Linked DNA regions of Homo sapiens: region 1 is linked to region 2. Evidence: read pairs that join two places in POLR2A ChIA-PET (ENCODE). Cell type or tissue: HepG2. All regions are shown on one strand. Links, peaks and the distances in the headings refer to the core of each region. The heading gives the core; the rest is flanking DNA.

Evidence for each region. Peaks named below come from ENCODE experiments on the same cell type or tissue, not always from the same donor. Only the 100,000 strongest peaks of a DNase experiment are listed, where the experiment ranks them.
Region 1: POLR2A ChIA-PET joins it to region 2 with 7 read pairs; 1 of 35 experiments calls an interaction of 5 or more read pairs at or near these places.

What each region holds. Positions count from the first base shown.
Region 1 is chr9:31,822,491-31,826,890 of GRCh38, forward strand. No RefSeq gene overlaps it. Among named protein-coding and RNA genes, the nearest start is that of LINC01243, 440 kb to the left of the region's middle. In HepG2, for the core only: no CTCF peak of the experiment used is centred there; a DNase peak (open chromatin) is centred at 2,541; H3K27me3 peaks cover 624 bases.
Region 2 is chr9:32,249,141-32,253,540 of GRCh38, forward strand. No RefSeq gene overlaps it. Among named protein-coding and RNA genes, the nearest start is that of ACO1, 130 kb to the right of the region's middle. In HepG2, for the core only: a CTCF peak has its summit at 2,498 (motif pointing left); a DNase peak (open chromatin) is centred at 2,531.

The DNA of each region.
Region 1 (4,400 bases), core at 179-4,178, 430 kb before region 2:
TAATAATGTGATTAATTTAATAGTCTTCTAGGCATCTGGACTTGAAATTTACCCACTTGTCCTAAATTCAGTTAGGTATTAAGTAATTAGCTTTTGCTTCTACCAGAACTTTCTTTATTTGCTTTCTCAATTTCTTTCTCATTCTTGCCTCCGCAATTGAAGTATACTTTCCCCTCTTCCTAGACTAATGAAATAACTTTCTATTTAGGCATCATACTCCTATTCTTTATTCTAAACTAGATTTAACATTGCTATTAGAATTACCACTTTACAATAAAGCTTAACATCACATCTGTTTCTTATTCAGGGGCTCTCAGGGGCTCCTAATAGCTGCAGAATGTAATGCAACCTCATCATCTTGAATTTAACATCCAAATTTGAATATGTACCTACCAGTTTCGAGAAGCTGCTCCCCCATATATCCATACTCTTTGCTCTTGCACAGTTTCCTCAATTTCAAATGCTATTTCCTCTTTCCCAACCAGAGCCTCATGCTACTTGTGAAAATCCTATCTATCTTTTTAGGTTTATATCAAATGCCATATTATGTTTGAAATTTTTCCCGTTTCCATCTGATTATGAATTTTCCTTCCTGATGATTCTTATAATTATCCTTTACATTCTTTATTTGTACTTTACTTATCACATTTGATCTATAGTCATGTATATGCTTTACTTATTTTACTTCAACTGGTTAAGTGGGCCACTTGAAAACAAGAGTATGAGTCTTATTTATCTTCATGAATCGTTCTGTAAGATGACTGCATCTTTCATAAAGTTTTTGTGCTAGTGACATTTCTGAAATAAACTGAAGAGCTTCAGGAATTCATTAGAGATTTGCATGGCAAGAGACTGCATATGCTTGGTATACCTACTCTAAACTTTTATAAAGATGGATAAAATCACAAACAATAGCAGTGGCCCTGTATATTAAATACATGGAAAATCTGCCCAAATCTGAGCAGAATTTCTAACTACTACTTTATGAATGAGGAAATAATGAGGAACACCTTCTTAAACTCTGCACTCCGTGATGCTCTAAAGCAAGTCAGAATTTACTAAAGAAGGTGAAGAAACACTGACTCACCCCTACCCAGTTTCAGGATTCACAACTTTCATGCGTCATAAAAGGGGTTATAACCTCCAACACACAAAACCATCTTGTCTACCAAACTAATTCTGCAAATTGTCTTTTCTGGGATCTGTAAACTCTTGGTCCCTTTGATACTTTCTCTCTCTTCACTTTCACTCAGGGATGCCCAACCTAAAAATGGCAGAAAGTATGGGACAGCTCAGAGCATGTGCCATCATGAGATGCTTAACTACTTAGGAAAAACCATTGTGATATTATTTTTTTCTGTCAAATTAGCAAATATTTTAAAGCCAGCATTCGATATTAATGTAGGTTTAGCAAAGTGGGCATCTAATGTACTATAAGTGGAATGTAAACTGGTATGACATTCCTGGAAAGAAATTTGTAATGTGAATCAAGAGATTTTTTTAAATACACATACTCTTTCACCTAGTAACTTGCCTTCTGTGGAATAGTCAAATATACGAATGAAGATTTAAGGCTCCTCTCTATAAGACAGTATAATAAGGAGAAGATAAAGGACAGAATCTTGTAAACTGTGCAGTCTGAGAATACATGAGAAAGACAAGGATTTAGGGAGAGGGTCTGATAGAGGACTTCAGATAACAGGACGCATGGGAAGTCAATGGAAAAGAAAGTTTTAAGAAATCATGGTGGTCAAATGTTAAATACTACACGACGGCCAAATAAGCTGAAGACTCCGTTCAGGCTATTAAATTTAGTTATTAAATAAAATAAATTTATTTTGAAGTAAAATAATAACATACATTTTGTTGTAAAGAGATTGTAAGTTTGGAGGGCAGTTTCACTGAGGGCACAATTGGATAGCAAGAGGCTATAGAGTAAGTGAGTGTGTGGTAAAGAGTAACGGTTATGAGTTGTAAATCGCACTTCCAAATACTTGACAGTGAAGAATTCTGCCAGTAACCATTTAAGGAGAACGTACTCTGGGGATGGCAGTGAGGGGCAGTGAGGAAACAAAAATGAATGCGACTCAGCTCTTTCCCCCAAGTGGTTTGCAGTCTGCTAAATCTCTTGGAGGCTGGCTTTAGTGGGGGCAGTGAATTGCTCAGTAGCCTCCTTTGTATCAATGGTTAAGGTTCTCCATTTTCTTCCCAATATGGAATACACATAAATTTATCTTCCTGGATTACTTATTCTCTAGAAGTCTACTAATTCATTGCTGTTTCTACCTGCAGAATTTATAGCCAAGCTGTTTTACTAACTGCTCTTGCTTGTGCAAAGCAAAAAAAAGCAAACAAAAAACTAGTTTGATTTTCTGGACATCCTGAGTTGCTATGGCACCTTGAATTAACAAACAAAGACTATTCACCTTTTTTTCAGTTAAAAAAAATAGTCAATTCATCTCTCAGACCTGAGTGGTGAAACGTGAATTTAGTGACCCTGTCAACTCATAAGCGTGTGACTTCATGTGACAATCTGGCATGAGGCATGAGGCTTATTTGCTTTTCCAAGAGACAACAATGATTTCACAAGAGGCCAGTCACACTCTCTATCTAGTGTTTCTCTGATCATGGTTTGCACTTAAGAGGTGATAGGTGTGGATGGTCAAAGTTTTAAAACCAAAATATTGCTTCATTTCACACATAGGAGAAATGGGAATAGGCATTATCACTGCTGACAGAAGCAGTCTTTGGTGAAAGGGACTGTGGAGGGTATTTATCTGAGAGAAGTAAAAGTCATCCAAGGTTAAAGAAAGCTCCCTGATTTCCCAAGGCTTACACTCTAAGAAGGAAAGGCCTGCAAGGCTAATTGTAATCCGTTTACAACAATTATGGGAAAGAATGACACAACATAATTTGGAATCTTTGAACCATGTTGCTTGTGCTTCACTGTTGCTTTTCAGTGCTGTTGGGAGTGATTTCGTTTGCCTGAGCCATTCTGTCTGCCGTTTCTTTGAAACTAGCCCTTGTACTCATTCTATTCCTTTTATACTTTTTTTTTTATTACTGTGAGAGAATAGTAATAGGTTTTATATAAAGGCTGATGGGTCTACTTAATTGCTGATTGTACTATTCCCCTTATTTCACATCTACAGAGCTTGGCAAGCAAACAGATGTCATTATCAGAGCTATTTCTTTGTTATTCAAGGTCTATTGTTGCCATCATTCTAAAAGTAATATTCAAGAGCAGAGCCTTGGGTTCTTCTAATTACTGAAGTCAACACAGTTTTCAACTTTTTCAAATTACTTTTGGACTCATTCTTCCTATTACTTTCTCTCTTTTCCTTCCTTCTTCTATCCCTTTTACCACCTCTCACTCTCACACACGCTTATTAAGCCCTGGGCAGCATGCCAAATGCTGGAGAAACAGAGATAAGAAAGCTTTGTTATGGCCAGGCGCAGTGGCTCACGCCTGTAATCCCAGCACTTTGGGAGGCCGAGGTAGGCGGATCACAAGGTCAAGAGATCGAGACCATTCTGGCCAACATGGTGAAACCCCATTTCTACTAAAAATACAAAAATTAGCCAGACGTAGTGGTGTACACCTGTAGTCTCAGCTACTCGGGAGGCTGAGACAGGAGAATTGCTTGAACCTGGGAGGCAAAGGTTGCAGTGAGCCGAGATTGCACCACTGCACTCCAGGCTGGGCAAGAAGAGTGAAACTCTGTCTCAAAAAAAAAAAAAAAAAATCTTTGTTACTAAGCCTGAGGGGGATTGGAATCCCTGGGGAAGAAGTCATTACACTTGTGATTTCTTGTTCAAATTTGGGTGTTTTCAAGAGGCTAAGTACTGTGGGTATGTGGAATTGAGGTGGATAAACAGGTCTGTAAATAAATGGAAGCCTTCATTAGAGAAATGATATTTAAAATGATACCTGAATGATACATGGGTCATATTTATAAGTGATTATAGTAAGAACAGATGCTGTTCTCACGACTACATTTCGAAGTCTCTTGCTGCCTCTATTTCTCTCCTTAAAAAAAGCCTCTGGCTGGGCACGGTGGCTCAGGCCTATAATCCCGGCACTTTGAGAGGCCAAGACAGGCAGATTACCTGAGGTCAGGAGTTCGAGACCAGCCTGGCCAAAATGGGGAAACCCCATCTCTATTAAAAATACAAAAAGTAGCCAAGCATGGTGGTGGGCATCTGTAATCCCAGCTACTCTGGAGGCTGAGGCAGGAGAATCTTTAGAACCCGGAAGGCGGATATTGCAGTGAGCCAAGATCGCACCACTGCACTCCAGCCTGGACGACAGAGCAAGACTTCCATTAAAAAAAAAAAAAAAAAAAAAAGCCTCTGCATAGCAAAGGAGACAAGCAACAAATTGAAGAAACAACCCACAG
Region 2 (4,400 bases), core at 128-4,127:
ACTGATGAAGTCAAAATTTTCCCCTTGGTGAAATGACTCTCAGATAATAAACAATGATCTTTCCCTCAGACCACTAGTGCATAGCCACACACATTGTGAGTAATTCCCTAACACAGTAAATTAACAAATGTAACTCAAATGAACTTAACTTGTTAAGAGTGTAGAGTTAATGAGCCTGAAACATCTGAGATTAGTTTAGGAGAGTGAGCTTGGGCAGGATTCAAAGCAACACACTGCATTCCAAATACTAGGAAATCTAGGCCATTGTCACAAGAAAGAGTGGAGCAGGAAAGTCAGCGAGTATGTCAGTATCCACCCATCATCCTTCAAAAAAAGGCAACTAAAAATGGGTAGGTAGAGTTTAAAAGTTATCATAGCTAGATACCTTATGGAAATGAGTGAAGCATTTCTAAGTGTATTGAGCTTGGAAGATACATATAGACATACTTGTAAATTTTGTATTTGTATTTATATTATAGTCTTTATATTAGACTATATATTGAGTCTTTGGTACTCTTATTTTTCATAATTCAGTTTGGAAGTGCATTAAATTTACCTTTGTCCTATCTATTTTTAAAATGCTTACAAAGGAAAATAAAGATAAAAATATAATTATAAGGAAAATTTTATCCTTCTTATATCTTTAAGAATGAACTTTTACATCTTTGTTACCCAGGCTGGTCTCGAAAACTTGGGCCCAAAAAATCCTCCTGCCTCTGCCTCCCAAAGTGCTGGGATTAGAGACGTGAGCCACCACATTTGGCCTGAAAGATTTCAAAGCAAACAATAAAGACCAAAAAAAAAAAAAAAAAAAACAAAAACAAAAATCCTAGTAGAAAACAAAGGAAAATATTTTTTGCAATTTTGAGATGAAAACATTTGTGCAAACAACACAACAAAGCTAGGAATCATCACAGAAATAACTACCAGATTCAAATTTATAAAGCATAAAATATTCTACATAGAAAAAAGTTTCCGTAAGCAAACTGAAGAAGACTAATGAAGTTATTTTAAAAAATATTTGAAATATGTATGACAAGGTAGCAATGTACTTAAGATATTTTTTAAAAACCTATAGAAATTAATGAAGAAAAGAGGACTCCCCAACTGGGAAATGAATAGGTAGAGGTCATGAACAGGCTACTCATAAAACAAGTAACTTAGGATGAGAATCTGGTAAAGGTCTGGAGGATGAGAAATTGGATACAAGAATAAGAAAATGATATGGAAAATGTGGAGAATGGACTTAATATGGAGGAAAGGAAAGGAATTGGGAGAAAAGTCTGGCATAATTAAACTGGAGGCAACCTAGACAGCCTTTAGGGTCTTGGCATGAAATAGACCTGGGTCTGAGTCTTTTCTCTGATGATGACAGTCACATAGCCTTGGCAAGTTGCTGGCTCACATGATTCTTAGTTTCATCATTTGTAATTTTTTTTTTTTTTTTTTTTTTTTTTTTGAGAGGGAGTCTCGCTCTGTCGCCCAGGCTGGAGTGCAGTGGTGAGATCGCGGCTCACTGCAAGCTCCGCCTCCCAGGTGCACACCATTCTCCTGCCTCAGCCTCCCGAGTAGCTGGGACTACAGGCGCCGCCACCACACCTGGCTAATTTTTTGGATTTTTTTTTTTTTTTTTTTTTTTAGTAGAGACGGGGTTTCACCGTGTTAGCCAGGATGGTCTCCATCTCCTGACCTCGTGATCCACCCGCCTCGGCCTCCCAAAGTGCTGGGATTACAGGCGTGAGCCACTGCACCCGGCCTCATCATTGTAATTTAAAGTACAGTTGTGAGGACTGAGCAAAACAATTTATTTGACTCAGTCAACTCTGTCTCACCTATGCATAGCCTGGTGGTTTAGTAAGACTGATTTATGCAACTCTGCCTCCTGCTATGCAGGGACCATCCAGTCCTGGAAGAGCAGACCAGGCCTCTCTGTTCATCTTCATGCCCCGTCGATAAACAATCCTTCCAAGGTAAAAAGCAAAGTGGACATGAGGTTTTCAGATCTGTCTAAGCTGTCTGCTCCAGAAGACAGCTTTGTTGACTAGTTCGTGAAGCAAATGTAGTCAGTTCAACAACCACTTTTTTCCAGGAAAAAAAGCAGGATGGATTTTTTTAGGGCATACAGGATAGATTATAAGCGCATTTGGTCTCTGTTATTTTATGTAGTTTTCTTTTGCAGGGTGGGGGGTTAGCATTTGATTCTTTTTTTTTTTTAATTTGGTCACCTTTTATGTAATTTATCTGCTTTTACTAAGGAGAATAGTCCCTTCTGCTGCAATTGTATTCAGAAATCCCCTTCATTATTCCAGAGATGGAAAGAAGATCATGACAGTAAGAAAGTAAATAAATGCTAAATACATTCATAAAGAAAAATGAAATGTTTCCTAGGAACGAGAGGGGAAAATATAGAAAGAGAAAAAGAAAGGGATGGAGAGGAGGAGAGGATAGCAACCAGTGGTTGCACACAAAAGTTTTTCCGTCAAAGACTGCCACCTGGTGGAATTGTAACTGTGCCTGTTCCTTTGGCCTCAGCTAGTTCTGGAAGGAGTCCAGAGTAATCAGACGCAACTGACCTGCGAGCCTTCAAAGCTAAATAAAAAGCGGATGAATAAATGTCGGTGCATCAGTAGATTCTAAATCTTGACAACACAGAAGGCTTATTTAATTTGATCCCTGTGCATCAGAGGCTTTAAACTGTCATTAGTCAGGCATGCTGCCACTCTCTTTTTGAAGGCTAGTGCTGTTTATTGGGCATAAACCAGCTATATTTCATGTGAGCAAGTGAAAGGAAACAAAATCTCTTGTGCTAAAATAAAGAATAAATATAAATGCTATTGTCTTATCCTGCATAAGCCTTCATGGACTTCTTTTCAAGGCATTTAAATAGTTTTCTTAAGAAAAAGTATATATTTGAAATTTTGACCAAATGAAATAACCACTGACACTTTTTTAAATGTCCCAAAGTGGTTTAAATTAGACAAGATTTTTAAGAGATTAATTCTACCCAGTAAGAAGATAATAATATTGATGGACAGGAATATATGTTCACATTTAATGTTTTCTCTCTATTCTACCAAACATGACAATGAAATTATACATATAAGGAATTTAGCCTTAACTCCATGCCTGCACACTACATTTCTGACTTCAACAAGGATTACTACACTGTATGTCAAAAACATATTTAAATGTCAAAGGCAACTTTGTATTTCTAAGCCTTTGTATTGCCTTCTTATCTGGTAGAGAAAAAGGCAAATAAGATTGGCTTATTTTTTACTTCTGCCCAGAAAAAAAAAAAAATCTTAGAGCTTCCATATTCTCTTTAATTACATTTTCTACCTCTAGGCTCCAAATTTCAATTTTCATTTACAGATTTCTAAGGTTTGCCTAATTTTTAAAGAACAGCTCTCTTTATTCCCATCCTGTGAGTTGAATACTCTGGACTTAGCTGTTTTCATGCCCAGATTTAATGACTGTTCAGCTTTGTGCAAAAAAAAGAACAGGTAAACAGATCCAAGGGGATGCTTTCTCTACTAAACTTATGTCAGTGAAAAGTTAATTGATTAAATTAAAACATTTGACATACTCAAATAAAAAACAGAAGTTAACAGTAAGATTTTCATTTGGGTACCCAACTTAAAAGCTTGACAAGAAACAAGAAATAGGTCCAGTGTGCATACAATACTTATCATTCATTTAGATGAGTCACTTAATATGTTACCAAAAAAAGCAAATTTATTGAGCATACAGACAATAAAGAAATAGTCTGCAAAGCAGAAGAACCAAGGAAGTAAAATTTCATGGTATCCAAGGTACAGAGTTTAAAAAAAAGAAGTACATGCAACTCATAAGTTAAGTAAAATAGACCTGAAAAATGTCCATTAGATATGACAATGAAAGAGCTATTGGATCGAGGGAAAGCAATCTCAATAGAATGATGAAGGCATCCTCTGCCAGGATGCAGTGGATTGAGGAGAAAGCTGGAGGCCGGGCGCGGTGGCTCACGCCTGTAATCCCAGCACTTTGGGAGGCCAAGGTGGGCGGATCACAAGGTCAGGAGATCAAGACCATCCTGGCTAACACAGTGAAACCCCATCTCTACTAAAAATACCAAAAAAAATTAGCCGGGCATGGTGGCGGGCGCCTGTAATCCCAGCTACTCGGGAGGCTGAGGCAGGAGAATGCCGTGAACCCAGGAGGTGGAGCTTGCAGTGAGCCGAGATGGCGCCACTGCACTCCGGCCTGGGCGACAGGGCGAGACTCCGTCTCAAAAAAAAAGAAAGAAAGAAAGCTGGAATAGTAGAAGTGGGAATAGCATTATTACTCTTTGAAAAAAATGTGGATAAAAGAGGAAGACAACAAAAAGGGGATTCAGGGTCCCACACAGGACTTTTTTAAGG